2 separate regions of the Homo sapiens genome follow, and region 2 is linked to region 1. The links are chromatin loops, found by intact Hi-C in ENCODE. Cell type or tissue: heart right ventricle. All regions are shown on one strand. Links, peaks and the distances in the headings refer to the core of each region. The heading gives the core; the rest is flanking DNA. Region 1 overlaps DENND1A (DENN domain containing 1A). Region 2 holds the start of LOC107987037 (a long non-coding RNA gene).

Region 1 (16,202 bases), core at 3,518-11,517:
CAAAGCTACATTGTTTATTCTAAAGCTTGGGTTCTTGCCCAACTCTGTGCTGAGAACATGGCAGTTTCCTGGGTTGTAGTGAGAGGGCCAGTGCAGCCACCTGGGCAGGTGGCTCAGGATCCCAGGAGGGTGGACCACAAGTGAGACTGTTCTGGTATTCTTACAGATCTTAGGCCCTCCTTAATGTTTCTGGGCCTCAGTTGGAACCAAGACAAGTAAGCTGGTATCCTGTACCTGGTGTAGGCTCAAACTTAGCCCTAGACCCCAAAGGCATGTTGGATGATTTTCTGGTGTGTGTGAGAGAGTAGAATGCAGGGTAAAAACTGAGCATGTGTGGGAGCTAGCACTGGAGGTACCAGAGGGCAGTCCAACCCCATACCCACAATTACTTTGGCATCAACCTAATACATTTAGCAGTGTCTACATTTAGTTAGGGTACATGAGACATAAAATCCAAAAGAGAAATTGTTGGCTTATGCTAGCTTCAGGTATGGCTTGGTATCCAGTCATGTTCATCAGACCCCAGTTTTTTGGTTTTTGTTTTTTGCTTTTGTTTTGCTTGAGACAGGGCCTCACTCTGTCACCCAGGCTAGAGTGCAGTGGCATGATCTCGGCTCACCGCAGCCTCAACCTTCCAGGCTCAAGCCATCCTCCTGCCTCAGCCCCCAAGTTGCTGGGACTATATAGGTGCACACCACCGCACCTGGCTAATTTTTTCTTCTTCAATATTTACTTTAAGTTCCAGGGTACACATGCAGGATGTGCGGGCTTGTTACATAGGTAAACATGTGCCATGGTGGTTTGCTGCACAGATGAACCCATCACCTAGGTATTAAGCCCAGCATCCCTTAGCTATTCTTCCTGATGCTCTGGCTCGCCTCCCCACCCACCACTGACAGGCTCCAGTATGTGTTATTCCCCCAGTGTGTCCATGTGTTCTCATCATTCAGCTCCCACTTGTAAGTGAGAATGTGCGGTGTTTGGTTTTGTATTCCTGCACTAGTTTGCTGAGGATAATGGTTTCCAACTCCATCCATGTCCCTGCGAAGGACATGACCTCATTTCTTTTTATGGCTGCATAGTATTCCATGGTGTACATTTTCTTTTTTCAGTCTATCATTGATGAGCATTTGGGTTGACTCCATGTCTTTGCTATTGTGAATAGTGCTACAGTGACATGTGCATGTATCTTTATAGTAGAATAATTGATATTCCTTTGGGCATATAACCAGTAATGGATTGCTGGGTCAAATGGTATTTATGCTTTAGATCTTTATGGAATCACCACACTGTCTTCCACAATGGTTGAACTAATTTACACTCCCACCAACCATATAAAAGTGTTCCTTTTTCTCTACAACCTCTCCAGCATCTGTTGTTTCTTGACTTTTTAATAATCGCTATTCTGACTGGTGTGAGATGGTATCTCATTGTGGTTTTGACTTGCATTTCTCTAATGACTACTGATGTTGAGCTTTTTTTCATATGTTCATTGGCCACGTGAATGTCTTCTTTTGAGAAGTGTCCATGTCCTTTGCTCACTTTTTAATGGAATTTTTTTTTCTTGTAAATTTGTTCAAGTCCCTTGTAGACTCTGGATATTAGGCCTTTGTCAATGGATCGATTGCAAAAATTTTCTCCCATTCTGTAGGTTGTCTGTTCACTCTGATGATAATTTATTTTGCTGTGCAGAAGCTCTTTAATTTAATTAGATCCCATTTGTCAATTTTTGCTTTTGTTGCACATTGCTTTTGGCATTTTCGTCATGAAATTTTTGCCCATACCTATGTCCTGAATGGTATTGCCCAGATTTTCTTCTAGGATTTTTGTAGTTTTGCATTATACAATTAGGTCTTTAATCCATCTTGGGTTAATTTTTGTATATGTAGTGTAAGGAAGGGGTCTACTTTCAATTTTCTGCATATCGCTAGCCACTTCTCCCAGCACCATTTGTTAAATAGGGAATCCTTTCCCCATTGCTTTTTGGGTTTTTGTTTGTTTGTTTTTTTGAGACAGAGCCTTGCTGTGTCACCCAGGCTGGGGGGCAGTGATGCAATCTCGGCTCACTGCAACCTCCACATCCCAGGTTCAAGCGATTCTCATACCTCAGCCTCCCAAGTATCGGATTATAGGTGTGTGCCACCATACTCAGCTAATTTTTGTATTTTTTAGTAGAGATGGGGTTTCACCATGTTAGCCAGGCTGGTCTTGAACTCCCAGCCTCAACTGGTCCACCCTCCCCGGCCTCCAAAAGTGCTGGGATTACAGGCACAAGCCACTGCACCTGGCCCCTATTGCTTGTTTGTTGAAGATCAGATGGTTGTAGGTGTGCAGTTTTATTTCTGAGGTTATATTCTGTTCCATTGGTCTATATCTGTTTTTGTACAAGTACCATGCTGTTTTGGTTACTGTAGCCTTGTAGTATAGTTTGAAGTCAAGTAGCATGATGCCTCCAGCTTTGTCCTTTTGCTTATGATTGTCTTGGCTATTCGGGCTCTTTTTTGGTTCTATATGAATTTTAAAATAGTTTTTTCTAATGCTGTGAAGAATGTCAATGGTAGTTTAATGGGATTAGCATTGAATCTATAAAGTACTTTGGGTAGTATGGCCATTTTCATGATATTGATTCTTTCTATCCATGAGCATGAGTGTTTTTCCATGTGCTTGTGTCCTCTCTTATTTCCTTGAGCAGTGGTTTGTGGTTCTCCTTGAAGAGGTCCTTCACTTCCCTTGATAGCTGTCTTCCTATATATTTTATTCTTTTGTAGCAATTGTGAATGGGAGTTCATTCATGATTTGGCTCTCTGCTTTGTGTATAGGAATGCTAGCTATTTTTGCACATTGATTTTGTATCCTGAGACTTTGCTGAAGTTGCTTATCAGCTTAAGAAGCTTTTGGGCTGAGACGATGGGGTTTTCTATATATAGGATCATGTCATCTGCAAATAAAGATAATTTGACTTCCTGTCTTTCTATTTGAATGCCCTTTATTTCTTTCTCTTGCCTGATTGCCCTGGCCAGAACTTCCAATACTGTGTTGAATAGGAGTGGTGAGAGAGGGCATCCCTGTCTTGTGCTGGTTTTCAAGGGGAATGTTACCAGTGTTTGCCCATTCAGTATGATATTGGCTGTGGGTTTGTCATATATGGCTCTTACTATTTTGAGGTATATTTTTTCAATACCTAGTTTATTGGGAGTTTTTAACATGAAGGAATGTTGAACTTCATCAAAGCCCTTTTCTGCATCTATTGAGATAATCATGTGGTTTTTGTCTTTAGTTCTGTTTATGTGATGAATTACATTTATTGATTTGTGTATGTTGAACCACCCTTGCTTCCTGGGGATGAAGCCAACTTGATCATGGTGGATAAGTTTTTGATGTGCTGCTGGATTCGTTTTGGCTTGTTTAATTTTTGTATTTTTTGTAGAGACAGGGTTTCATCATGTTGCCCAGGCTGGTCTCGAACTCCTGAGCTCAAGCGATCTACCTGCCTCAGCCTCCCAAAGTGTTGGGATTACAGGCGTGAGCCACTGCGCCCAACCTAGACCCCATTTTTTTATTTTGCCTCATTTATTGGCCTTGCCTCTTCTGCTACGGCCATTCTCAGGCAGGCTTTCCCCTCCTGGTGGCAAGATGCCTGCAATCCTTCCAGGTGCAAGACCAACAGGAAAGTGACTGTCACTTCCTAGTAACTCCCACGCAAGGCACGGCATTGACTCGCTGGACTGACTGATTATATGCCCATCGGAACCAATTATTGAGGCCAAGGGTTTTTTGTGTGCTGCAGGTAGGGCCCCACCTGAAGCATATACCTAAGGGGTCATTCCTGAAAGGGAAATTGGGGCCATTATCAAAAGAAGGGAGAGAAGATCAAGTTGACAATGTGCACAGAAGCCAAACAGGAGACACTGTCTCAGCTCTTTGTCCACTTGTCTCACAGCAGAGAACGGTTCATACCAGACCTGTGGGGATCCTAAAACCGAGAGAGCATGCAGGGCTGAGAGTCAAGGTCAGACATTAACCAGGGCACCAGATAGAGGAGGGACAGAAGAGAAATGGCAGGTTAGCGCATGGCAGACCAGGGAGGTAGGAGGCAGGGTGTAGAGATGGGCACAGCTGTCTGCCGTTGCCTGCGATAGCTTCTGGAGACTCAAGTGTGACAAAGTCCACTGCAGTCCCGGGGCTAGGAGAGGAGAAGGGTAGAAGCTAAGAACCTAGGTCATTCGTTCAGCAAATCATCACTGATGCCTACTCTGTGCCACATCTGTGAAAACAGAGATGGCAATGACACGGTTCCTGACTTCAGGGGTCTAACATTCTCGTGGTGAGTGGTTCAACGTAATCCTGATGGACAGAATCCATCTGGTAGTTTTGAAAGGCCCAGATTTGTGCTTGTGTGATCATGCCATAGGGCATCTCTAAGTGCCCTTTTTGTTTGTTCTAAACCCCAACAAGTTTGGTCCTCAGGGTGGTCTCCCCACCAGCATTCTCATGAGGTGCCCATCAGCTCCTCACGGCCAGCTTGCTAGAGATCACTGTGAAATAGATGGAATGTTTTGTTAACACCCTTGCTTTTTATCTGCTTCAAGGACTAGGCAGAGAGCTTGTCTTTCTAAGATGGGAGTGTGCATCTTCTTCAGGCTGTGTCTGAGATGCATGGGGAGGGTTCCAAACCAGAGAAACTAAACACAGTGGCTGTTCCAGGCTGTTCTGCGATGAGGTGGCAACTGATTTCATGTTAAGTATCTGCCCCTGGTCCAGGCGTCCCCACTTGCTTTCCACAGCCAGTTGCAATGGACATTTCTCACCTTTTAAATAATTTCTTTGGTGCAAGTTATGGTCTCCAGAAAAGCTCAACTAAAATACACAAAGAGGAACAGAAACTAGGCTGGCTGCAGAATGGCTGACTGATTGCCCTGTAGAGTCCAGCCAGAGAGGGAGGTCTGAGCTGGGCTTTGCACCTAGGACCTGTGTTTGGTCCTCCCTTCCCTTAGATGGAGCTCCTCCCTGGCTCCATTCTGCCTCTAACTCTACTCCCTTAGCAGCCACGAGGAGCTCTACCTGTGGTTTCTAGCACCACCTTTGTTCTGGGAGCTCCAGGTTTCTGTTTCTAGCTCATTCCTGTTTCACAAGCTTCAGCTACTAGAATGTCTTAGTCAGACTTCCCAAACCAGCTGTACCCCAGTTCCACCAAGGTGTCAGCCCCTCTGTACCCATACATTCCTCATATCCCTGGGGTCCTGTGTCTCTCTCCTCGACTGGTCTGTGAGGCACAATGGGTATCAGAAAGCATCAGCACACGTTGAGATAGGCAGGGCCTGCAGCCTCCCGAATGTGGCACCTCTCCAGGATTGTCTCCCTGACCACTGGTTTGCCTGCATGGTCAAGAGGACGTACCCAGCCTCCAGGACCCTCCCTGCCAGAAATCACCACCACCCCTACCAAGCCCACCCTGACCACAGCTAGGCCTTCTAGTCTGGAGCTCCCTGCCATCCTCCACTCCTGGCAGTTCCTGCCCACCCTCCAGGACTCTGTGAAGTGCCCCTGCCCTGGGCAGAGTCCCTTCTTCTCTAGTCCCTAGCGCCTCGTATTTATTTGTTCACCAGCTCTTCATGGGCATCTGCACTGGGGGACCCAGGGATGAATCAGCCCCTACCATCTCTGCTGCCAGGAATGATTTTCCTCTTCTGTTCCACCTGAACAGAAAATCCTCCCAACCCTTCAAGGCCCTGCTCAGGCATCGCCTTCCCTTGACAAGCCCCCACCTCCACCGACTTCTCCAAGCCCAGTCATTCCCTTGCTGCTCTGAGCCGGCACTGTCCCTATGCTGGCTTGCTGGGGATGCATTTATACCCTGTCCCACAGAAAAGGACAGAATTGGCCTTCTCTGTATCCTTGGCACCCTCACAGGGCCTGGCACAGACGAGCTGCCCATGAGAGTTTGGGGAATGACCAAGTGGTGAATGAGTGCGGGCAGGAAAGGCAGTGACGTGGGGAAGAGGCGAGGCCAGGTCCACTCACTCCTTGTGCCCTTGAGTAGTCAGTCGGTTCAGCAGAGCAAGAGAAATCCAGCAAAAGGCAGTGACTTGTTCTGCGGCGCCTGCACGCGCTTTAGAATCCCCGCACGCGGCGCCAGGTTGTGAGAGACAGGATCCTGAGTCCCCCAAGGCTCCACCTTCAGCGGTGTGACAGCGGGGCTTCTCTGCCAAAGGACTGGCCAGAGCCTACAAACGGCATTTCTTTAAAGGTCTGTGTCGGAGCTGCTCAGAATCCAGCTCCCTGCCGGGGAGATATTGAGCCCAACAGGACAAGAGCAGGAAATCTGATTCAGCGAGACCAGAGGAGACATTTTCTCAGATTAGAATTCTCTGTGCCAGAGGTGGGGAGTTTATCACAGCAGGGAAGGGGAAATAAAACATAAAATATTGAAAATAAATTATATACCACATGCGAGATCACCTTAGAGAGTCAGCTCTGTATCTGTGGCTGTGCAGGGAGTCCCCGCCCCATGGTCACAGGAGTGCTGTGCCAGAGGCTGCTTGTCGCACATCCACCATCAGTCCCTAGCCCTGGCAGAGCCAGGTAGTGCCTGCGGGCTAAGGAAATTATTAACCTGGCTGTGCCCAGAGGAAGGGATGGCAAGGACTAACCAAGAGATGGAGAGTAAAAAGGGGTTAGGTGGACCTAGGGGTTTTCATTACAATGTAGACCTCCTGTGTCTCAGCCAAGCCCCTTCACAAACTTCGTCTCACTTAATGTTCTCAACAGCCCTCTAAGACTGATGCAGTTATGATGATCCCCAGATAGCTGATGCTCAGAGAGGTTAAGCACCTTGACCAAGGTCACACAGTAAGTGGCAGAGCAAGAATTAAAATCCAGGCCTATCTGATGCTGGAACCTGGGCTCTCCCCACCCCAGGTGGGGGAGCTTGAATTTTATCCCATAGGTGCCTAGGAGCCAACGAGGGTTGTATTCAGAGAAATAGCAGCTGGGAATATGTATGCTGGGCCACTGTGGAAGGGGATGGAAGTAGTTGAGGCAGAGAGACCACTGATGATCCCACGGACATTGCTCAGGCCAGGGCTGGTGGGAGCCTAATCTAGGACACTGCTTCTGGGGGTAAAGATGAGAAAATCATCCTAGAGACATTTAGGAGACCCAAAGGACACAACTTGGCGGGCAGCCGGATGTCCTGCGTGGGAACTGTTGAAGCTGATCATAGAATAGCACAGGGCTGGACACAGGCTGTGTTCCTCTTCATCCAGCCAGCATGCCCCAGTGAGGCTTGAAGTACAGTCCGTGAGGAAGGGATGTCCCTTGGGGTGTGCAGGATTGATGGACACCCTCCCTCAGCAACCCAGACTAGAAGTTTCTGCTCAGGGGCAGAATAGCCTGCTTGGAGGAAAGAGGGTACAGCTCCCCCAACCCTCACTGTCCCTGCATTTTCCCCAGGGCTGTCTACCAACCACCTTCCTTTTTATACTCTCCCAGAGTGCTGTAAGCACCAGGATACCCGTAACTTACTCCACCCCCTCTCCCCAGCCTAGGGTGTGGAATGTTATGGCTCCTTCCCTCCAGGTTGCCAGCTCTTCAGCCCCCAGGCCATTTCCACCAAGGATGATGTACAGTATTATGCTAAACCAACTTTACGGGTAGCCCCTTAAAATGCAGGCCTGTACCTGTGATGGATGGAGAACATCCAGTTGTTTAGCCAACCACTTACAGTTTGTTGCAAACTTGCAAGAACCACACACGGGCCTCTTGTTAGGCCTGTTATGCCAAGGACCCCATAAATAAACAGTAGCGTGTATCTTGGTGCATCAGGGCTGGAGTATGGAAATAGAAGTACTGTATAAATAATGCATATTTACAAAATAAATATATCCCATACATGAGCGTGTGCAGCCATAACCAAAGCACCTAGTTTAACAACCACGGAAAGCTTTGAGGGCCTGCCAAGTGATCAGCTTCCATCCATCAGTGTGCACCAGCATTAGAAATGACCGCCGAAGGGAGGGGGTCCTCCTGCACGCTGACCTTGAGGCCTTTGCATTGAGGCAAGTGGTGAGATTGCAGGTGGGCACCCTGACACACAGCTTCTCTGCCAAGGTGTGAAACCTACCACAGCCATGTGTTCCTGCAGATGTCTTAAGGTCTACCGCCAAGCAGAAGGCTGATGAGCGCCGAGTTGCAGGACGTAATGGGTTGTACCTACAGGAAGAGGGCTGGCTGGGGGAGGGAGAGATTTCCTAATTATGCAGATTCACTTTGGCTTGCAAAAGGGGCCGGTGAGTTGCCTTTCCAGGGGACTCTTACCGGAGCCCTGTAACTTTCAGCCATTCACCCTGAAGGCAGGGCTGAGCTTTCGGGAAGTCAGTGTCCCGTCTCTGCCGCCCCATTTTGAGCTCTGAACCCCACCGGGCATCCGGCTCTAGCATCTGGAGCTTGGAAGAAGCAGCTGACAGAATGGCCGCTGGAGTGGGCGCCCCTCCCCTTGGTTGTAATGGCACAATGCTGGATTTCAGTATTTTAAATGAAAAATATATGCAGTTAGCTGTGCGCTGACAATGTCCTTGAGGATTTGACAGTGAGATTTTCCAGCAGTTGGTCTTCGTTAGGATCCTGGCGGTGTTTAATAAGGCAGTCGAACTGCTGGCACCTTGGGTTCCTGTTTGTTCTCCGAGGGCTCAGGGGCTGCTGCGGTAAGCACATCGACCAGAGCTGATCATTACAAGGGCGTACGCCACCATGAATAAAAATGTCACACGTTTTCCCATCTCACAGCAGTACAAAATGTCAGTCCTGTCAAACACACATTGCAGGGAGCTGTGTGCAGTCCGTACAAATTGGAGAGCCGCATATTCCCCCAGCCTTCTGATATTCTTCATTTGAAGCTGAAGAAAAACAGTTGTTAACCTATTAGCTAGGATTTTAAACTCTGCTGAGGCGGTGGATGGGTAGACTTTGACACAGATAGAAATGTATTCCAAGGTCCAGGAATTTTAAAACCAGGTTCTCCGTCCATTTGTTCTGAGGGAAGGAAAAAAAAAAAAAACCTTCTGTCTGGTGAACCTGACTATCTTTCTTTAACAGACACACTAGGGAAATTTTGGGATATTTCATATCTAAGCTTCCCATTGCTTCCACGTTTGCATTCCACTCAAAAAGTCTATTGCTTTGGGGGATGGCCCTGGGGCTCAACCTGTTAGGCTAGGAAACCTGTAGGTAGAGGGTTTTTCCTGATCAGAAGCATGCCAGGAATGTTGCCAGTCTTGCAGACAAAGTAACTCAAATCATGGGGACAATGACTGGCGGGTCTGGCATTATTCAGATGCTGGGTGATGGCTTCACTGATAATTTGATGCTAGTTCCCCACTCTTGGGCAGCCATTTACTTTAACTTGACCGCGTGCCAGGCCTTGTGCCAGGAGCCAGATGTGAACCCTCAAGGACTCACCTTCTTAGGGGAAGGACAGAGGTAGGAGTGCCCGACTTTTGTGGGCCAGGAATAGAGAGAGAACTTCTGGGGGAAGGGAACAGAGTCGTGAGGGATGCAGGGATCCATCAGGTGGGTGAGTGAGGGAAGGGCTTATAGGACCAGCATGTGTGTTGTGAAGGGCCATGGCCCGTGAGGGGGCTGGCTGGAAAGAAGGGGCTTCTTGTGGTGGGGTTTATCGGGGGCAGGGCCAGGTCTTGAATGGCATGCTGGGGACAGGGATGTGAGCAACTCTCCTGGGCTGCCAGTGGCAGGGAAAGCAGTTGGAGGCTCGTGGTGGCCTGGCCAAGGAGTCCTGGACTCCCTTTCTAGATAGAGGGTGCTATGCACTCCTCTCTGGACCTCTGCAAAATGAGGAGAATTCTTCTCATTTCCTAGTTGCATCCTGTTAGGGTGGACATCATTCCAGAGATGATAAATGAGCCTGGTTTTGCTGAGCTGGCCCTGGTCCTTAAATGTACTGAGCAAATTCTCACTGAGTAGGGACACGGGCCTGGTGAAATGCAGGCGGCTGCAAAGACAAACCTTTCTGTGTGGTCAGAACAGACTTAGCAGGACAAAAGTCTCAAAGGATGTCAGAGGGAGGACTTTCTGGGGAGAGAGAGGAGCGGACCCGAGGAGATACGTTTTAACATCTTCTTCTGCTGTTGGTATGTCGGGTCTCCTGGGAGCAGCGTGGGCTTCTTTGGAGTCAGGCGTACTTGGGCTTGGATCCTGGCTCTGCCACCCGTTAGCTGTCAGGCCGGGCCTGGGCAAGTCACTGAGTGACATGGCCTCGGTTTCTTCATCTTTCACATTCTTGGAGGGTTGCTGAGATGAATAGAGACCTCGCATGTAGATCTCCTAGCACGGGGCCTGGTACCTAGCAAGTGTCAGAAAATAGTAGCCCCAGAGAGGAGATCATTTCCCCCAACATCTGGAAGCCCCTCTAACCTCACCTCGTGTCCCCCTCCTCCTGGGAATGTCACCCAGGCACCCTCGACAGCATCCTAGATGCATCCCAGCAGCAAGGCGCCTGCCTCCTGCTTCTGTCTGGGCAAAGAATGGCATACGTCAGCGAGGTCCCTGCCCCTGCCCAGGCACCAGCCGCATCTGGTGCCCGACCTCCGGCCACCAATGGGATGCCACCTATTCAGACTGTGCACCTGCACCCGACTAAAAACAAAGGGCTCCCCTCCCCCTGCCCCACTGCTGGCCCTCCTCCCTCCCCCGCCTCTGTCCCCCAAGCGGCTAGGGTCACCCGGCCCCCACGCAGCCTTCCCTCACAGCTGCCTCGCTGCTTTTGTTCAGCATGTGAACTTCCCCGTCAGCCGAGCTCTTTGCACGGGAAGTAATCAGGGATCTTGACAAGGCTTCAAACCACAAATGCCACTACAAATTAACCAGCACCACTACAAAATACTACTCCTGTCAACATCGGGGAAGAATGCACTGCTCTTCAGGACCAGTCTGAGATGTCTTTCAGCTCAGCACTCACTCACGGCAAAGAGAGTGCCCGGACCCAGCCGGAGAGAGTCGTTGACAGGACTGGCGAGCCCCTGAATCCTGAGCGCGCTCTCTCCGGAGATCATCTCTGTGAGACCCCGCGGCAGGTGCTGCGGCTTTTCTTCCCGGACCCCCTTCGATCCTGAGCACCCCCTCATCCCCCTCGCAGGTGGCGCCTCTGGAGGGCAAGTTGTGGGGCACCCAGAAACCTCACTGTGGAGTCTGCCGTTCAGAGTGAAGCCCAGCCCGACCTCTCTGCGTCCTACCTATGTGCTGTGCCTTTGGGCAAGGGGCTTCCCTTTCCCTGTCTACAGAGCGGCAATCATAATAGAGCCTCTGTCTCAGAGTCGCCAGGACCACTGGGATATCCTGAGTAATACCTGGCCCCTCCCAGCCTCCCTTCCTTTCCCTGAAGAAACAGGTCCTTGTTGCCCTGTGTGAGTGGACTCTCAGCAAGTGGAAACCTCTTCCTCAGCGTGACGTGGAAGTCCTTCCTGTACAGCATCTTGCAAGGAATATCCCTCTAGAGTGACAGCTTGTTATCTCTGCAAATGCTTCAGGCCTCAGGATCCCCACATTTCCTCTGGGTGCCCCGCTGAGTGGCTCAGGCAAGGAGCATGCTGTACGCTACGTGACACCAGGGCCTGGTCTTCTCCAGCTGCCCTGGCTGAAGCTCTGAAGTGGAGGCAAGTATTTGATCCTCCCCCGCAAGCAGCACAGCCCTCATCCAGGGCGGACAGAGAGGATCGGAGACAGCGATGGGCGCTGGGGGCTAGGTGAGAGCTGTGCCTGCAAGAGAGCTTCTTGGGCATCTCAAAGGAGACACTCCACAAAAATATCGCTTCAATGCACTCCTTTTTGGAGGCATATCAAAAGCAGCCCTCTTTTATTTCCATGCCTTGCATAATAGCAGATTTCCAGTCCCAAAGTGTAGAGGAGCCTTGCTCTCGGCGCAGAGGCCCTTTGTAAAACTACAGAAGGCTTTGTCTTCCCTCCCAACCGGGTCTGTTTCATGCATAGGTCAGAGCATTGATGTGGCTACTAGCCAGGAAAAATTAACCAGGTGAACACTCTCCTCATTAAACAGCGACAGAGTTTAATTGTGAATTTGCTCTCTTCCCCATCTCCATTCCTGGCCACGTATTTGACTGGGGCATGTGCCTGGGACAAACTGAGAAATGGCAGGGCCTATCCAGCTTCCCCCTCTGGGGCCAGGCCTCCTCCATTTGAGGCAGGTAGGCACCTGGCAGGGAAGGGACAATTCAGAGTACACAATGCACACAGAGGATCTGAGACCCCCTTTGGGGCCAGCTTCAGAGGCTAGCTCTGTCATGCGCCAGCTGCCATCAGGCACACCCCACCTTCTTGGCCTCCCCTCACCAGCCACCCCAATCTTTGCATGCACAGTCCTCAGCCTTTAGTGAACCTGGTTGGTCCCTGTGGCCTCCAGCATCTGTACTATTCTATTTTCTCACCTATACCGCTCCTCGGTTGGGGTCTGGCCTGTCTCCTGCCAACTTTGACATTTCACCTTCTGTGTGGCCCTGCTGTCCCAGCAGTGAAGTGCAGATGCTCATTCTGACGGCACAAGGATATTGAAGGGATGGTCCCAGATGTCCCCTTCACTGGGGACTGAGTGAATCCACGGGTCCATCCCTAAACAGCTGTCTGCCCTCTGCCCCATGCACAAACATCATAGCACCCCTGCCCCAGCCCATAATTAACTCAGGATGAGCTCACTGGCCCTCTTCTCAGGGCCTGTTACGCACTTGCTCTGGGCAACCCTGGGCAAGTCCTTGCTTGCCCTCATCTGTGAAATGGGTAGCAGCCCTCGTTCCCTGCAGAGGAGCCTTGCGCTGGTGAGTGTGCAGCGGCTGCTTAGGCCCTGGAAGCACCGGCAGCAGAAAGTGCCTTGGCTCTGCCCACAGCACAGGCAGGCTGGCTCCCAGGCAGCAGGGACACCACCTCTCCTCCCCTACACACTGCGCTCTCTGCCCCCAAGTCACCACCTGGCCGTCGAGCGTTTTCCACCCTGCAGCCCTGTGCGGGGTGCCCACTCATCCATGCCACCCAGGTAATTAAGTTGCTATTCCAACGCGCCTTCCCCTCCTGACCTTTTGGAAACAATGTGTTTTGCTGCATCAACAAATGAACTGCAAATCAGATGCTGTCCTCATAAATGCCGGTTTCATATCCAATGAGCATACTCACCTGGCCCACACAGCTGACAGATAGAGATGCCGAGGGCCAGGCAGAGACCAACAAAGGCCAAAGAGGTCCCCTCTTCTCAGGGACTTCTGTGTCAATCATGCCTTCGGTCTTACCCTCTCTTGTGTTCACATCTCCCAGCAGTGGTGTGGCCAGGGCCGGTGGGTTGGCAATATGGAGGCCTGGGCAGGCTCCTGTGATTGGAGGGGAGTGTCTGTTCCTAGGAGCATACCCCATCCTCCTCCAATGCATTTTCTATACCAAGGACGTCAAGGTTCCTCTTATTGTGTCTCTGATTATATCCCTCCCACTGAGCTCAGAAGAAAATCCGCAAATTCTCAGCCTGACATTCAAGGCCCTCTTTTTATCTGACCTCCCCCAGCCCCTCCCAGGTCCTGGCCTGCCCTGTCCTCATATTCAGCCTCACTCTTGTCTGATTGGACCACTGTGGGTCCCCTGTCCCTGCACTCCCTACCACTGCCCCCCCCCCAATCTATGGCAGAGACCTTCCTGTGTACCCCATGCATGACAGCGCCCTCTACCAGAGTCTTGGTGAGACATGTGCCCCTGTGCCTGGGATGCCACGCACTGTTTGTTGAATGAATGGACAAATGAATCAGGTGCCTCCTTTGGAAAGCACCACAAAAAGATGCTCAAATAAGGAAAGAAGGAGAAGGTGACAGTTACTCTCTCATCAGCCTTTTCTCTGAGGCACAGATCTCTAACAACAGATTCTAACTTCAGAAGGGACAAGGATTAGAAGAACCGTGTCAGAAAGGATTCCAGGTGACTTTGGAAATTTTAGTTGACAAGGATAGCACAATGGGCTAAGAATACCTGCTTGTTTTAGTTTTCGCTACTAGCTGTGTGACCTCATACTAGTCCCTTAACCTCTCTGGGCCTCCTGTTTCCTGTCTCTGTAACAGGGAAATAATCCTTCTCTAACTTGCCTCACCAGGGACTGTGAGGTTCAAAAGAAAGAACAGAAGTTAAAATGCTTTGAAAGGAAAACACATCATATAAATAGAAGAGATTATTATTAAAATCCAGTGTCCTTCAACAGAACCTTGCTGATAGCACACAGCTTTGGAAAACCAGGGTCCTCACGTCCATAGGACTTTTCTGGAAAGACCTGTGGGTACCATGGGGAGATGGAAGATGGAGTGGTCCCATTTCATCTTCAGGATATCAAACCAGAACCTCGTGCGGCTGTAACTGTACTCTCATCCTCACACCGATGCTTGTAACCTGGGAGTTTTGCCATTTTACAGAAGAGTTCACTGAGACTTAAGAGAGATTAAATAACTCGCCTAAGTGGCAGAACCAATACTGAAGTCAACTAGAAAATGACAGAACCAACTCGTGAACCCATGGGTTTCTAACCCGAAGTCTATTTCTTGGGGTTTACCCCACCAATATTTCTTTCACTTTAAGAAGTTATTTTCCCATGGTGTAGGTCAAATCCCACCAGACTCTGCAGTCCTCAAGGACAAGGACTGTGTCTTATTCTCTGAATCCCCCTGGTCCTGGCCCCCAAATACTTAGTTGTTCCATAAAGACACACAGGAGGAATCCTTCCACTCTGTGACAGTCCATCTGCTTCCCCTCCAGATGTGTTTTTCAGGAAAGCAGGCACTTTGCGTTGACCATCGAAGAAAACTCCGGCCTTCTCCCCGCTTCGCCGGCCCTCTCTCCCCTCCTGCCCTGGCCCAGCTCGGGAAGTGCTGGAGGAACTGTCGAATTGAACTCTCCTTAGCAAAAGATCGCCAAAGGCCCAGTCTTTTTGAACTGACTTAAGAAGCAGCAGTCTGTGTAGCCACATTTCAACCCGGCCAGGGGACAGAGGATCACATATAACATGACCTCAATGCAAAGATGCCCAGACTGCTTCGATTCTCTGCTGCATCTACTTTAAAGCTCTTCCAGTTTTACCTTCCTTTCCTTCAGCGGTGGAAAGAGCACTCAAGCGGTCAGCGGTCAAGAGGCCTTCCCGATGACAACCAACACTCCCAGCTCTGCCCATTACCAGCTGGGGGTGTTGAGCAGCTCGCTTTACCTCCCTCCAATCTGTTCCCTTTTCCATGGCCACTAGGACACTTAGCAAGGGCAGGAGCACCAGCGTGAAAGAGGAGCAGGCTCAGGGGCCCAGCCCTGGGCTGTGGGCTGGGGATGCAGACAACCAGAGCTGAGTCAGATGGGAGAGGAACCACTCCAGGTTCAGAATAACTTTCACTGAGTCCTGGCCAGCTCTGCCGTCCTCTCGGGCCTCACACCAACCACACTGTTGTAGTCCCTACATTCAGCTAGTGCTGGCTTCAGCTTCTAGAGCACCGGGGCCACTCTCTGGAAGAGAGCATGCTTTTCTGAGTTGATCCTTTCCTAGCTCATCCCCTTACCCCCTCTTCCCACCCAAATCACTACTACTCACCTCCTACAGTGTTTAATGGTCTCCAGACTACTCTTCCCCATCTGTGTCCCCAGCTGGGGACACCCCAGCTTATTTGGGAAACTGCAACCACCATGGCCGATGGCCCCACCACGCCCTGTCTAGGAAGCAGAGGCCTCCCCAGCAGCGTGTCCACTGTGCCCCTGGCCCTGCGTGAAGTGCCATCAGATGCCCCGCATCCCTGCAGCAGGGCCCTCGTGACTGGCCTCACAGATGAGGACACAGAGGCCCAGGGAAGTCACTTGCTTGCCAAAGTCACTCAGCAAACCAGCTAGGCCTGGAGACCCTGCGGTGGGAGCAGGAGGGCCCTGCACACAATCAGATGTTCTAGTGTCCGAAATCTGAGACTGCTTCCCACGGGATTACTGTCTAATCCGCTGGTGACAATCCAGCTGCTCACCTGTCCCCAGCCTCAGCTCTGGTCCCCAGGGCCTGCACACTCCTGGCAGGGCATCCTGATAATTAGTGCAGCCCTCCCCTTCTTCCTCTCCCCAGCCCCAGGGTGGAGGGTCTTCAATGCGCACCCCCTGGGAGTTCACCTTTCTCTTCCTGGCGGCCACCCCACAGG
Region 2 (16,202 bases), core at 3,946-11,945, 620 kb before region 1:
CACCGGCTGCTAGGAGAAATGCGTGGCATGGTCTGTTCACCAGCAACACCAGAAGAAACGTGGCCCTGCGGACACCTTAATTTAAATTTACAGCCTCCTGAACTTTGAGAGAATGAATTTCTGTTGTTTTCAGCTAGCCAGTTTGTGGGAATGTGTTAGGATAGCCCAGGGAAACTGCTAAAGCACTCAAATGCTACATATATTACAGGAATTTAGTATATGATAAAAGTGGCATTGCTAATCAATGACAAAAAGATAGATTATTCAATCAATAGTGTTGGGACAACCAGAGTCACCCAGAGAGAAAGAGCAGAATCCCTACCTCACATCTTCCACAAAAACAAATTCTAGAATGAAGAAAACCTGGGGGTACTTTACATTCATACAGTAAAGAAGGCCTTTTAAAGTATGGATTTTAAAAAACTGAATCCAGCAATAAAATAGCCACAAAAAATTATTTTTAATTCTGCATACAAATAATATAAATAAAGTCAAAAGACACATATAGTATAGACATATCATATGTTATCAACAAAGGGCTGATATTAAGAGCTCCTACATATCAGGAAGAAAAAAAAACCAACCTAATTAAAAGATAGGCGAAGGATATAAACAAACAGTTCCCAGGAAAGGAAATGTAAATGATTCTTAGTCATATGAAAACATGGTCAACCTCTCTTGTAGTAGGAGAAATGAGATTACAGCTACGAGATATTATTTTATATCTAACAGATTGACAAAGATAAAAAGGTTCGATAACACGCTGTGTTGGCAAGAGTGTGGGAAACAGACATTCTCATTCATTGTGAGTGGGAGGGCAGATTGGTGCAACCTCCCTGAAGAGCGATTTGGCAATATCTAAGTAAATTCAAAATCCGCATACCCTTTAACCCAGCATTTCCACTTCTAGGAATTTACCATACAAATACACTCGCGCACATGCAAATTGATGTATGAGTGTGGATATGTGTTGCAGTTTTGCTTATAATAACAATAGATGGGAAACGGCCTAATTTCCTGTCCATAGGGGATGGTGAAATCAATTCTGGAACATCTGTTCAGTGGAACACTATGCACTGGTTTAAAAGAAGGGAGCATTTTATATTTCCAGTATGGAGAAGTCTCTGTTACATGATAGTTAAGGGGCAGGGAGCAGGAAGCAAAGTGCAGAAAAATGTGTCCAATGCAATATCATTTTGTAAGGTTGGCTACAGTGGCTCACACTTGTAATCTCAGCACTTTGTGAGGCTGAGGCAGGAGGATTGCTTGAGCCAAGGAGTTCAAGACCAGCCTGACAAGTATGGCGAAACCCCATTTCTACAAAAAATAGAAAAATTAGCCAGGCATGGTGGTGCACTTTCTGGTCCCAGCTACTAGGGAGGCTGAGGTGGGAGGATCGCTTGGATCCTGGAAGGTGGAGGCTGCAGGGAGCCATGATCGTGTCACTGTACGCCAGCCTGGGAGTACAGTGAGAGACTCTGTCTCAAAACAACAACAACAAAACACACACACACACACACACACACACACACACACAAATACCATTTTGTAAAATATGTTTTATGAACATGTCTTCACAGGCATAGAATGTCTCTGGAAAGATGGGCAAGAAACAGGTAACAGAGCCTGCTTTTAAGTAAGGAACTAGGATGTCGGGCTAGGGAAACTGCATATTTTACACATGCTATGTGTATGTGGTAACCGCTCAGAAAAAAAAAGAGAGAGGGAGAAGGAAATGTATATAACTCAGAAAAATCACCAAGCAAAAGAGTAAAAGTTTTCATCTGAGATCTGAGATTAAATGCCAGCTTCGATACTTTCTTGGACAAGTTATCTCCGCTATCTAAACCTTAGTTTCCCCACCTGTAAAATGGGGATAAAAATATTGTCCACCTCAAGGATATACATGGGGAGGGGATGGGGAGAGACAGCAAGCGTGCAAAAGTGTCAGAAGGTTGACACTTGGTGAATCTAGGAAGGGCACGTACGAGTTCATTGTACTATCGCGCATTTCTGGAATTTTGAAAAAAATTCAAAACAAAAAGTTTCCGCCGTCTCCCCCTCCTCCCTCCTCCCCTGATTCCTGGACCCATTTTTCCAAGCACATTGTACTCCGAGCACCACCAGCCTAGCATAAAGCTGGGGTTGGAAGCCAGGTGACCCTGGTGACGAGGCCACCCCAGCGTCACTACAGGCCCCTTACCCCTCTCTGTGCGCGCGGGTGAAGAGGGTCCTTTTCCTGCCGGACCCCTGCAGGTCGGAGGTTGAGGACCACTGCCCCTGGTTATGTCTTGCAGGGAGAGGACCCAGCTGTCCCCTCTGGGACTGGGAGGACAGACGCCCCCCCGGGGGTGCCATTCCCCGCCCCCCGCCCACCGCGCGGGCTCTCTCCGCGGGGCCTGTGCCGGGACACGCAGGGAACCCCGGCCCTGGCACAGCCCCTATCAGATAAGGCCGCCTCCCCCGCGCTGGCAGCCCAGAGCCGGCGAGGAGTTTACGTAAGCCCGGTTGTTGATGGAAAAACAAAAGCAGCAACAGGCGTTTCCCGGCCTGCTCGCGGGGAGCCGCGGGCCCCAGACGCTGGCTCACCCCAGAGAGGACCCGTCCCGACAGCTCCCCGGGGGCTCGGGCTGAACTCCGGGGGTCCCATGTGTTGGAAGACCAGCTCTCAGGGGGCCACCCAAAGGCTCCCCGCACCCTAAGCCCAGGCCACCCTGCACGTGGGCCCAGCAAGCGGGAGGCAGTTAATGAGTGCTTGTTCTTAACCCTTCTCCTGCCAGCCCCAGCCGCACCGCCTGCGCACCCCCAACCCGCACCCCCTGCGCCCCTCCCCTCCGCGCCCTCCCAACCCCTCCGGGGCCCGGCTCTGGCCCCACCCCCGCCCCGGGCTCAGAGCCCAGGGGACCCGGTCCAGGCATCCATCAGCAGCACTCCATGAATGCCTGCTGCGTGCCCGGCCCTGCTCACGGGCGGCGGTGAGGGAGGGATGGGAACCAGGAAGGAACGGCGGACTGGGCCTGTGCTGAGAGAAAATTAGGGGAGAACTCCTCTATATACGGAGCCTGCTTTCCTCATTTAAAATTGAGGAAAGCTAGCTACTCAGGAGGCTGAGGTGGGAGGATCGCTTGAATCCGGGAGGCGGAGGCTGTAGTGAGCCGAGATCGCGCCTCTGCCCTCCAGCCTGGGAGACAAAGTGAGACTGTTTCAAAAAAAAGAAAAAAAGAAAAAAGAAAAGGAGAGCTAAGGCAGACCTTCACAGAACTGTGGGACGAATGAAAGTGGACAAGTGAGGGTGTGTCTCACCCCCACCCACATCCATCTTTGCCTGGAGGGAGGCGGAGGGCCGGGGTTCAAATCCCAACTCTGCCAGTTGCATAACCTCCACCTTATACCTAAATCTCTTTATCTGTAAAAGGAGACTAATACTTGTACCAACCTCAAGTTTTGAGAATTAAGTACCAACCTCAAGTTTTGAGAATTAAGTGAGACATTTCGAGGATTAAAAGAGATAAATACTACACCCTTAAAATCATAACTCGTGTCTGGCACAAAATATCCCACAGGACCACGTCACCGTGGAATGTAAATATGTCACAGCCACCTGCCCTTTCTGTCTCAGCACAGACATGTGTCTTTCAGGGTGGCCTCATGACCTCCCATCCTGAGTCCACTGGTCCAGTGGTCCAGTTATATTCCCTCACCAGTTCCCATCAACCCCCTCTTTTCTTCTTTTTCCTTTTTAGAGACAGGGCCTCAATCTGCCACCAGGCTAGAGTGCGGTGGTGTAATCACAGCTCCCTGTAGCCTCGAAGATCCTCCTGCCTTGACCTCCTAAAACTCTGGGATTGCAGGTGTGAGCCACCACACCCAGCCTCCCATCAACCCACTTCTCTTGATAACCTCTCTTGCCTGTGGAACCATGTATTCCCTGCCAGCCTGGGCACCTACTTTGTGCCAGGCCCAGTGCTGGCCCTGGGCACTCCATGATAAATCACATTTTGGTCCGGTCCTCTGGGGGTCCAAGTTCAGAGGGGTGGAGATACATGTATACACAGAGCCAGGACCAGTGAAGAAACCCAGTAGAATTTGGAATGACTAGAGGATGTTATAAGAATCACAAAGGATCGGCCGGGCACGGTGGCTCACGCCTGTAATTCCAGCACTTTGGGAGGCCGAGGCGGGCGGATCATGAGGTCAGGAGATAGAGACCATCCTGGCTAACACGGTGAAACCCCGTCTCTAGTGAAAATACAAAAAAAAAAAAATTAGCCGGGCATCATGGTGGGGGGCGCCTGTAGTCCCAGCTACTCGGGAGTCTGAGGCAGGAGAATCGCCTGAAGTAGGGAGATGGAGGTTGCAGTGAGCCAAGATCACACCACTGCAATCCAGCCTGGGCAACAGAGTGAGACTCTATCTCCAAAAAAAAAAAAAAAAAAAAAAAAGAATCACAAAGGATCATGTGGGCACAGCGTTAGCAAGCAAAGGATCATGTGGGCACAGCGTTAGCAAGCAGCCCGACACACAGTAGCACAGGAGGCATACCCCCAAACCATAATTGCCTACAATCATGCTGTTTATTAATAGAGAGACCTAGAATGCTGACTCTGCCATTTACTTGCTGTGTAACCTTGGAAAAAGCACTGTCTCTTTCTGGGCCTCAATTTTCCCCATTCATCCAAGGGAGATGCTAATATTAAATACTCATCTTAAGACTCTGATGAGAGTTGCCGGGCGCAGTGGCTCACGCCTGTAATCCCAGCACTTTGGGAGGCTGAGGTGGGCAGATCACCTGAGGTTGGGAGCTCGAGACCAGCCTGACCAACACGGAGAAACCCGTCTTTGCTAAAAATACAAAAATTAGCCGGGCGTGGGGGCACATGCCTGTAATCCCAGCTACTCGGGAGGCTGAGGCAGGAGAATCACTTGAACCTGGGAGGCAGAGGTTGGGGTGAGCCGAGATTGAGCCACTGCACTCCAGCCTGGGCAACAAGAGAGAAACTCCACCTCAAAAAAAAAAAAAAAAAAAAGACTGATGAGAGTCAAAGAGTCAAAGTCAATGCACATGGAAGCACTTTCTGGACTCTTAGAGGGTTAACACTATCAGCAATGACCTAACCTATCAATGTCAGTGGGAGAATACAGCCTGGGATACAGGACCTGGCATCAGAATCCAGCCCAGACACCCCTTGTTTTGTGACCTATAGCAAATGGCTCAGCCTCAGTTTTCTTGTCTGTAGAGTGGGAATAACAATACCTACCTCCTAGGTCACCACAGGGAGCCAAAAAGATCGCAAAAATAAGGGCAAATACTTGCTGCACGTATTCAATGGCAGGATGGGTTTTAAAGTATATGTGTGTGTGTGTGTGTGTGTGTATATATATATATATATATGTTCACCTCCTGTCATTTTACAGTGGGGAAATTGAAGCAGAGACTTTAAGCAACTTGCCCGAGGTAACACAGCTGGACAACATTGCTGGGAAATAATCCTGGCTCTGGTGAGGTCCAAGGTCCTCACCAGCCTGCATCACTGCCCCCCCAGAACTTAGCAACAGCACATAGTCAGGCCTCAGCAAACAGTAGCAATCATTCTGTTTCTTTTAATATGTTGTGTTGATATCATCATGATCTTAATTACTCATCAATCCCTTCCCAGAGCAGGGCAAGCTGGAGCGCTTTGAGAGCTGGCGCCAGGATCCTAAAATGCAGCCAGAGCTTTGTTTCCTCATCACACCCAACCCGAGCCAGCCCATGGAACGGCGCGGGGGGCAGGTGGGTCCAGTGCTGGGGCTGGGTGCCCTCGTGAGCATGAGTATCACATGCCCCTCTTTGCCCAGTCTGGCATTGGACACCCACCCGGCTCCTGGAGCAGGGCAGGGCCAGGAGGGGGAGGCAGGGGCAGACACTGGGCCTTTTGTGTCCTGCTCCCCACACAGCCCAGCCCAGAAAGTCGTCCTCACCCCAGCCTCGGGCTGGGCGAAGGGTGCACAGGGCCCTCCTGGGAGAAGCAAGAATTAGGCTGGAGTTGGGATTCCAGCCAAGACCCTGGCTCCACTGCTTTCTGGCCGAGTGTTCCTGGGCCAGTGCCCCAGCACTTCAGCCTGGCTTTCTTGTCTCTAAAATGAGGCATAAAGAGCTGGCCTTTGGTGCAGGTGGGGGTCAGGGGAGACAGGAAAGGAAAATATTGGTCCTGATGGGGCTGAGGGAAGCAGACAGGACAGGGGGGCCGCCACCCTTCTGTTAGGTGGAAATTGATTAGGGCTTTCGCTCCCTCCTCAGGCAGGCTCAGCTCACCCCTCAGCCCCAACACACACCCCAACCTGCATCACACGAGCAGAAGCCACCCTGAACAGCTGTGTACACCTGAACAGTCATCACACGGACTCACACAAACCTCTGAACACAGACACACACATCTGAGTACACACACATCTGATTACACACACACACACCGCTGATCACAGACGCACTCACAGTCGGACATACTTGTACACATCCCCCTAAAAATAAACAAAAACACACACGTCTCAACACATACAGACGCTCCCACACTAACACCACGGCACAGCCACACTCAGATTCCCTGACAGCAGCACACATCACAGACCTCCACCCAGCCCCACCGCAGCCCCACCCCCACTCATCACACGCCATACACAGGGTCCAGTCCTGGGAGTGGGGGGCCCGCAGGGAGAGTGAGCCCTGGGGGCACCCAGGATGGCGGTCTGGAGCTGCACAACCCTCACCCCTTCCATACCGGAGGACCCTCTCAGGCTTGAGCCCAACACCCCTGCCCAGAAGCCCGAGGAATGAGGCTAAGGGAGAAGAGGACCCTGGGGGACCCACCGCGTGCCAATGCCTGTGCCGTGAGCTGCCATCTGCCTAATGCAGTACGCGGCACACGTGAGGGCTCAAAAGCGTCACTCCCAGTTTTGGAGCCCAGGAAAGCGTCCGGAGCCCGAAACAGCTCTCCGGAGTCCCCGACACCCCTCCCTGAGGGGAATTTCCTCCGCGAAGACCCCACCCAGCCTGCTGAGGAAGTGAGAGACCCGGGGCGATGCCGCGGTGCCCCGCCAGGGGGCGCCCTCGTCCGGCCCCTGCGGCGGCTCTGCAGCCCCAGACCCGGCGTCCCAGCTCCGATGGCCGCGGTGCCCGGGCCGGCTCCCCCGGGACCGTGCCTCGGTCCGGGCTGGGGGCGCCCCCGCAGGATGTCTGCTCTGCCCACCTCGCCGGATCCGACCTCGGCTCCGGCTTCCGCCCCCCTCTCCCCAGTCCCCAGGGACCTCCTCTTACAGCTCCAGGCCCGCGGCCACCCCCATGCCCGGAACCGCCCCAAGCCCACCCCCACCCCAAGCTCTGAAAACCACTGCGGCCGTCCCAGAGTGGGAGCCCTCCCTCTCCTCTTTTCAAGGGGCAAGCACGCTAGAGGTGCCTGAATGGAAAGACGGAGCTGAATAAATAGCAACAGCTCCCAGGAACTGAGCACTGCGATGAGCCAGGCACTCTGCTAAACGCTATGGCTGCGTGAGTTACACCATTCAACGTTCACGAAACCCTAAGAAGTAGGTGTCATCACTACCCCCGTTATACAGACGACAAATCCTGGAAGCTCAGAGAGGTTCAGTACTTTGCCCAGGATCCCACAGCAGTAAGCGGCAGGACAGAATCCAGCACCGAACCCCTAAGGACTAGACTCTCAACCATAGTGAACGCTTATGCTAACATTTACCCTCTCCAGGACTTAGGAACTATTTAGGAGGGACTCATCCGGGCCAGGAGTAATATGAAGATGGAGAGGCTGAGTCATGGAGCTTACACTAGCAGGAAAGAGAGAGTATAACATACTTTCAAAACAAGAACCCACAGATTCATACTGAACCGGGCAGTCACAGGCCAGCCCCACGTGGCCCTGTTGGCGTTGGGGTAGGGATGCGGGGAGAACAGACAACTACAGTTGGTTTATTCCCTCTTCCTCCACCTAGCCAGATGTCCCATTACCTGGTGGCTTTAGGAGCCCCCTCACATCCACCCCTGCCCCCTCCAGCCCTGCATGGTGAGAAGGGTGGAAGTGACAGCAGAGAAGGTTCCAGAGAGGAGGGGACATTTGAGCAGGAGTTTTTGAGAAGACCCTCAGGCAGAGAGCCCACCCAGTGTGCAAAGCACTGGTGAGTTTGGTGCACCTGGCTGGCTTTAAGCCCAAAGATGGGTAGGTAGGTCCCAAGTCCTGCACCAGAGAAGTGGGCAGGGACTAACTTGTGACCAAGCCTCAAATGCCAGCTTGAGGACACTCTTACTCAGGATAGCTGGGAAATTCAAAGAAGAGAAGCACTGGGTAAGTGTCCCAGGTCCCTTTCATGCCTCCTCCTTCTGACTGGGAGCCCCTTGAGGGGAAAGACCAGGCCAGCACTTGGATGTCTCAAAGCCATCAAAAACTCAGCAAATCTAAACCACAAATCCCCGAGCATCTTCCCCCTTCCTCTTCCTGATGACTTTCCTCATTGCAGTGAAGGGCCACAGCATCCACCTGGTTATGATCCTGATCCCTCCTGGCTCTCCCTCCCCCCATAGCTGGTCCATTCCCTCTGCCTCCACCTAGCCAGATGTCCCATTACCTGGCAGCTTTAAGAGGCCCCTCACATCCACCCCCTGCCTCCTCCTCCCCTGCCTTCATTTCTAGCTTCCTGGTGCTCTTGGAATTGAGGCCCAGACATGCTGCCTGGAAAGCCCCTGGCTGTGTCCTCAGCCCCACCTCCCACCACCTTGGCCCTTGCTCTGAGAGCTCCGGCCACACTGGCCACCTTTTAGTGCTGTGGACCTCTGAGCCTCAGGGCCTTTGCACATTCTATTACTCCTTTCTCCCCTCCTCCCACTTGCGAGTTAATTTCCATACACTTAGCTGGTCTCTTACTGATGATTTTCTCCAAGAAGCTCTCCTTTTCCTTGCCCGTGTATACACTCTCATGGTCTCACATAGGCCTCATCACAAACATCAGTAAGTACTTTTGAGGTTGTTTGGCATTTGTCTCCCTTGGTAGATTCTGAGCTCCATGAAGACAGGGACCATCATATTCGCTCATGACCCCACTGCCCAGCAGAGGGCCTGGCACTCACTAAGTGTCCCTCAGCCAGACAACCCCCTCTCTGCTGCATCCCGGCTAGGTGCCCACATGTAAGCCCCTTCCCCTCTTTGAGCTTACCCTGATCATCCCTAAGATGAAGGATGTGCCTGTCCGAATCCCTGAGGGACTTTTAAAAAATGCACAGGTCATTGTCATCAATCATCATCATCAAGTTGGAACCAGGGAGTGGGTGGAGTATAGAGGTTACAAGAGTGAGTGGATGTTGGCCAGGCACGGTGGCTTACGCCTGTAATCCCAGGACTTTGGGAGGCTGAGGTGGGCGGATCACAAGGTCAGGAGTTTGAGACCAGCCTGGCCAACACAGTGAAACCCTGTCTCTACTAAAAATACAAAAAAAAAATAGCCAGGCATGGTGGCAGGCACCTGTAACCCCAGCTACTCGGGAGGCTGAGGCAGGAAAATCGCTTGAACCCGGGAGGCAGAGCTTGCAGTGAGCCAAGATCGCACCACTGCACTCCAGCCTGGGTGACAGAGCTAGACTAAGTCTCAAAAAAAAAAAGACTGAGTGAATGTTGATAACTGGAAGCTGAGCAGGGAGTACATGGAGGTTCATTGTACCCTTCTGTTTACTTTGTATATGTTTGAAATTTTCCATGATAACAAGTTTTTTATAAGACACACCAGCCTGGGCTCCTCCCCAGGAAGTGGTGGCGAGCCAGTAGGGGAATGTGGAAACGCCGCTGGAGTGGTTCTGACGAGCAGCTCCGGCCAGAGGCTCTTCTAGGCTGCTTCCAGCTCCAAAGAATTAGCAGTGATTCTCTTTCTCCTGTCCACATGGGTGCTGTTCACTAGCGGAAAAATACCACACCCTGAGCATGTGCTTCTGCCCTCTCCCCAAGTCCCTCCCCCCTACTCAAACACTTCTAGGTCAATTGCCTGCTCTTCCAACTCAGAAAGTACCCCCAACCACCAGTCTGTATTGGCAGCCTCTTCTGGACTCCTTGCCTTCTTGAATGCCTAGTCCCAGCTGCCTTCGCACCTGGTCTGCATCTGCCAGCCCCTAGCAAGGATCGCAATTTCCTAGGTACCCCTAGCCACCATGCCTGGCGCCAGGGACGAATTGACTCATGCTGGCTGAATTCAATTGAATTGCCATGGAAATGTCTCTGTGGCCCCTGAACTGTGTGATCCTGGGCAAGTGGCTTCTCCTTGGCTTCCTTCTGTGTGAAACGAAGTGCTCATCCCTGCCTCCTAGAGGCAAGGATTCAATGAGATAATAACTGTAAGAACGCATCACCAGTTGCAGAGTGTTACACAGGACTTTCACCACTTGCAGAATGAGACTCTCCCACCTTGGGCTCCCATAATTCCCAGGCTTCCTTCCTGCTGGACAGTAGCTGGCTATTGTACCTGTCTCCCAGAGAGGCTGGGAGCCAGAGGGAAGGGCTGTTGGCCAAATCATCTCCACATCACCAGTCTCGGGTGCCCAGCACTGGGTTGAGGAGAGAGGGAGGGACAAAGAGTAAAAAGGAAGGTATAAAGGGCCTGCTGGCAGGCTGGGTGCAGTGGCTCAAGCCTGTGATCCCAACATTTTGGGAGGCCGAGGCAGGCAGATCACTTGAGGTCAGGAGTTTGAGACCAGCCCAGCCAAAATGGTGGAACTGCATCTCTACTAAAAATACAGAAATTAGCCAGGTGTGGTGGTACACGCCTGTAATCCCAGCTACTGGGGAGGCTGAGACAGGAGAATTACTTGAACCTGGGAGGAGGAGGTTGCAGTGAGCCGAGGTCACACCACACAGAGTCCCCAGGAGCCAAAGAGCCCACAATGTCCCTCCCTGGGGCAGCGGCTGGCAGGTGTAGCCTGGAGTTGTCCATCCTTGCCAGCAGGTCATGCAGCCCACAGCAACAAACACTGCTCTCCAGGAAGCCAGTGCTGCCACGTGGGACTCCAGCATAACTACAAGGAGGAGAGGGGTCCTGTCACCCAAGGAAGAGCAGGGGAGTCCTGCTGCACCTCCAGGCCCCTGGCCTCATCACGTTCCCCAGCCTTAGATAAGGCCCCCTGTGAGCTGAGTTTCACCAGCCTCTCCAGGACATCCCCACCCGGGAAACTGCCCTCCACTCATGAGCCTGCGGCACATCCTCTTGCCTGTGACCTGGGCTGCTCCTCAGTCAGGAATCCTCCCTGGCTCCCTTCTCCATCTGATCACCTTCTGTTCATTCAAGAGCCCAACCCAACCCATCTCCTCTTTCAACTTTGAGACAATTCCTCACACCATCACTGTGGCCCCCTGGGAGTTAGTCACACCATGAATAAAGCAGGTACATAGACTTTCACTGAATCCCCACAGCACCCTGCAAGTGAACACCATTGGTCCCATTTTACAGATTATGAGACTGAGATTCAGAGTGGCTTAGTATCTTGCCAAAACTTTCAGAGCAGAGAAGAGTGCGAAGGTCTCTTCCCTGTGCTCCAGACCTGCCCACCTTGGAGGAAGGGAGACTTGGCAGGGTGGGGTAGGGCTAGGGTGGAGACCCCAGCCCCTGAAGACCACCTAATGCCAGGCCTGGGTGTGGGTCTCAAGAACAAGGTGTCTCTCCATATTCATAGAGGGTTGGGTGGCCCCCGATCCCCACTGCAGTCAGCATGCGGGGAGGTTTGGATAGGTCCCCAGAGCTGCAGGTGGCTGTGGCGATGGTACTGTCTCCCTCCCTCCCATCATGGTGGACAGAGCTGGCCTACCAGCCTCAGCACCTGCCTCCCCTCACCTGCTGTCACTCAGTCTGAATTGCCGCTGATTTACCTGTCTGGCTTTTATTTATTTATTTTTTTTGAGACCTACTCTTGCTCTGTCACCAGGCCGGAGTGCAGTGGCGCGATCTCGGCTGACTGCAACCTCTGCCTCCTGGGTTCAAGCGATTCTCCTGCCTCAGCCTCCCGAGTAGCTGAGACTACAGGCACATGTCACCACGCCCAGCTAATTTTTGTATTTTTAGTAGAGATGGGGTTTCACCATGTTGGCCAGGATGGTCTCTATCTCTTGACCTCGTGATCCACCCACCTCGGCCTCCCAAAGCGCTGGGATTACAGGCGTGAGCCACCGTGCTCCGCCTCTGTCTGGCTTTTGAGCTCACCTCTCCCTCTCCCTCAGTGTCTCTCCTTACCAGCCTCACAGGAGCCATCTCTGTTTCTTCTGCTGTCTCTCAGTCTTGGTCTCTCTCAGCCTCTGAGTCTGTCCCAGGGTCTCCCTTTACCAAGTCTTCCTTCTCAATCTCAATCTTTCTGTGTCTCACCATCTCTCCCGTGTCTCTGTCTCCATCCCTGTGGGTCTCTGCCTCATCACTCTCTGTGTTGCTGTTTTATTCCCTTCCTCTCTCTCCCTGTCTACTGCCTTTCTGCCTCTCTCTCTGCCTATGTCTCTCTCTCTCTCTCTCTCTGCCTCTGTATCTCTGTCTCTGTCCCTGTCTCTGTTCCTATCTTCCCAAGTCTGTGTGTGTCTTAGTCTCTGAGCCTGGGGAGAGCAACGCCCCATCCAAGGTGTCCCCACCCCTGGCCCAACAGCAGCCCTGGCTCCTCAACGTGCTCTTATGCAGGGGTGGGGGACCCCCGGGCATCATTCCAGGGCCCTCTCCAACTGGGTGCCAGTGCTGACAGACAAGATAGGAATCAGACTCAGCTTTGTTGGTGCCTGAGCAAGGGGCACAGCGGGCTACGCGGGGGCGTCTGGGTGCCTGTGAGCATCTGCATGTGTGCACACCCGGGTTTATGAGCGGGTCTCCCTGTGTGGGGTGGTCTGGGTGTCTGTCTAGGTGGATTGATGAGCATCTGGGCCTGTTTACGTCTGTCTGCGAGCATCTGTGTGTGTGTGTGACGTTGTGTGGTGCTGTCTGGGTGTGAGGACCTTAGCCTGTGGGTCTATCTATCCATGAATGCCTCAAGAACGTGCATGCGTGCATGTGTGTCTGTGGGCACCCGTATGAGTTGCTGGGGGTAACTGGCGTCATGGTGTCTGTCTGTCTGCAGTCCAGGCCCTCTGATTGCATTCCCTCACAGAGTCATCAATGGGAGACAGATTCCATGACCCCATTGGGCAGGTAGAAAAGTTGAGGTTCTTAACCCTCTTGCTTGCGTGGGTAACTATGAACATGTGTCTGCTTGAGGGTAAGAGCCTTGGATCTGAGGGCATAGACCTGGCTCAAAGCTTGGCTCTTCCATCACTAGCTGTAAGTAGGCTAATCTTGCTAAGCCTCCTGAATTCATTCAGCAAAAAATGTATCGATCAAAAACAGATTTTTTTAAATAGGAGCTATCTTGGGAGGGATTGAAGGAAGGGGCCTTAAGGGAGACTTCTGGGTGCTGAAAGTGTCCTATACCTTGATTTGAGTGGTAGTTAAATGGGTGTGTTCATTTGAAAGACATTAATCAGGCTGTTTATTACAGACTTGTGTACACTGTATATGTAATATAAAAGTTTACAAAAATTTTATTGGGCTCCTACTGTTTGCCAGACATTATAGCAATAACAATAGTGTTTTTTTGTTTGTTTGTGTGTGTGTGTGTGTGTGTGCGCGCGCGCGCACGCAATGTGCTTGGGGTTTTCAAAAAACATTTCAGAAAGTGAGTGAGTCTGGGCTTGAAGCACACTCAGCCCGTTCCTGCCCCACTCACTCCCTCCACCCTATCCCAACAATGATGGCAGAGGGAGGAGGAGAGAGAGACCCCAGTCCTGGGCTGGATGGTTCCTCTGCCCACTCTTGCCTGGCTATTTCCTCCTCCAGGTGGCCATGATTTTCCATCTGGATGATCAAGTTGGTGGGCCATTGCAGGGGCATTTGGGTTGGTAACTGCTGACATCCAATGAAACTGGTAGCAGAGTACTCCGAAGCAGGGCTCAGAGTGAGAAATGAGGGGTGTCAGAAGTCTGGGGGACAGACACCACACCTGCTTGGTGCATTCAGCAATGCCAGAGGGTGCCTGGATACACACATTCCTGCTCTCCACCCACAGAGTCCTCACATCACCTGTCTGTCATTCACTACAATGCATCGAGCCCTACTCTGTGTCAGGCCTTCTGCTGGGCTCTTCAACACATCTTACCTTTTGCCCCCACTACAACTGCCATGCAAGGGCCATTCATTATCTTCAGCTCATAGCTGAGGAAACTGACGCCCAATGAAGTGAAATGACTTCCTTCAGCTCACCCTGCTCAACAGTAGGAATTCCAACTTCATTCTGCCTGGCTCCAACCCTCCCTCCTCTCTGGGTGTGTCTTTTCTCTGGGTTTCTGAGGTTCCCTGAAACTTTAGGAAAGGAACAGAATTCATTTGCTTTTGCCCTCTCTAGCGATCTTGAAATTTTGTGTCATTAGGAAAACTGGAGCTTAAGCTGCCCTTTGTTAACTGCGTTCACTCCTCGTAGGGAAAAGCTGCAGGTTTTTCAGGAGGCCTCCCTCATCGCCTGACATGCCTTCTTTCCAGCCCAGCCAGGAGCAGAAAAGGGCCTCTGACCTCTGCATCACAAGCATCTGGCAGGGTGTGCTCATTAAATATTTGAAAGAATGAATGAATGAATAATGAATGAATGAATGAATGGGATGTTGCATATCCTCCACTTGAGCACATATCACACCCTGTTAAGATATCTTTTGTCTGTCCCGTGTCACCATTCTGATTCCTTGAGAGCAGGAATTGGATCTTTGTCTCGGCATCTCTGTAATCCGTCCAAAGCCTGGCACAAGACAGGAGCCCCAGGAATATCTGATGAATATGTGAAGACCTAGAATTGATCTCTGGGCCTCAGTAAAACTCTTAGGTCCTGTCAATTTCACACCCAACCAAATGGCAGCAGCCCCAAGTAGTTTCAATAAGTGGTTTTATTACTGGTTAGATTTTACAAATTCTGATATTCGAACAGACTTCCACCTTAAAATTCTAAAACAACAAAGCGACCGTTGGAGGGGGTTTGATTTTTCCTTTTTTTTTTTTCTTTTTTTCTTTTTAGGACTATTCAAAGTAACAAACTTTTTTTGTTGTTTTTTTTGTTTTTTACATTTTTGCTCTGGTCATAAATATACAGAGAAAAAGAGGGAGAGAAAAATGAACAAGTCATCCAAAGTATGGAGATAAAACAGTATTCCTAAGGCACGTGGCAGTCTTTGAAAATACAGAAGCTCTAGCCAACTTAAATTATTTGTTGTTTTTCCTCGCTCAGTCCACAAAACTGTACAGTGACACAAATGTTGTGTTGCAGGTAGATCTTCCAAGTTGTTCCTCGGTCCACACCGCTGCATTAGCCGGGCGCACACTTCTTTTTTTTACCTCTGTTTCCAGGCGAGATCCTAAAATGTGGTTAGTTAGTTGCTCAAAGCCTCTATTTTAAAATACACTTGGAATTCAACTAAAGATAATTTCTTTTTTAAAGAAATTGTGGGGTGAGGGGTTGCGAGTCATTAGAAAAGGTTGGTAAGAGTCGTTTGTGAGGGGCTGTGAGGCTCATGGCCCTCCAGGTTGCCAGGCACAGAAGTTAAGACGGACGTCACAGTTGGCAGGGTGGGGCTAGTCAAGTCTGTCAGGGTGGTGGGCGTGCTGGAGGGGCTGAGCGAGGCGTTGGAGAGCTCCGAGGCCGGGCCCGATGGCGTCCCTGTCTGCAGCGCCGCGTCTGTCGACTTGTCCACGCCCGTGTTTTCCTGCCGTAAGAGGTTGCGCCTGAACTTGGCTCGGGCGTTCTGGAACCAGACCTGCGGGGGACGACAGGGAAGGGCTGGTGAGCGGAAGGCAGGCAGAGCATCCCCCCGACTGCTTCACTCAGAGCTCTGCTGCCTCTGGGGACGCTGATCTGTGTTTTGCCAAGAGGATCCAAAAAGTCAGGTTGGCAATATTTTGCTTTTTTGGTTTTTTTGTTTTTGTTTTTGTTTGCAGACAGGGTCTGGCTTGGTCCCCCAGGCTGAAGTGCAGTGACACAATCTCGACTCACTGCAGCTTCTAACTCCTGGGATCAAGCGATCCTCCCGCCTCAGCCTCCTGGGTAGCTGGGGCTATAGATAGGTGAGCACCACCGGCCCCGCTAACTTTTTAAGTTATTTTTTGTAGAGACGGGGTCTTGCAATGTTGACCAGGCT

Evidence for each region. Peaks named below come from ENCODE experiments on the same cell type or tissue, not always from the same donor. Only the 100,000 strongest peaks of a DNase experiment are listed, where the experiment ranks them.
Region 2: it touches region 1 in a loop (3-fold over the local background); 2 of 110 quality-filtered maps call a loop at or near these places.

Annotation. Positions count from the first base shown.
Region 1 is chr9:123,415,362-123,431,563 of GRCh38, reverse strand. All of the region lies in intron 19 of DENND1A (DENN domain containing 1A), which reads left to right. Among named protein-coding and RNA genes, the nearest start is that of MIR601, 21 kb to the right of the region's middle. RefSeq lists enhancers at 4,972-5,021, 7,843-8,444, 11,162-11,662, 11,663-12,163 and a silencer at 5,130-5,342. In heart right ventricle, for the core only: no CTCF peak of the experiment used is centred there; a DNase peak (open chromatin) is centred at 7,210; H3K27ac peaks cover 760 bases.
Region 2 is chr9:124,032,039-124,048,240 of GRCh38, reverse strand. It overlaps LOC107987037 (a long non-coding RNA gene), which reads right to left and starts at 12,593. Exons shown (of 3, transcript XR_001746580.2): 1 at 12,250-12,593. LHX2 (LIM homeobox 2) reads right to left here. Exons shown (of 5, transcript NM_004789.4): 5 at 14,940-15,821. The coding sequence ends at 15,534. RefSeq lists enhancers at 1,911-2,706, 6,267-6,799, 6,800-7,334 and silencers at 6,878-6,937, 6,978-7,187. In heart right ventricle, for the core only: a CTCF peak has its summit at 7,055 (motif pointing right); a DNase peak (open chromatin) is centred at 7,070; H3K4me3 peaks cover 1,021 bases; H3K27me3 peaks cover 6,300 bases.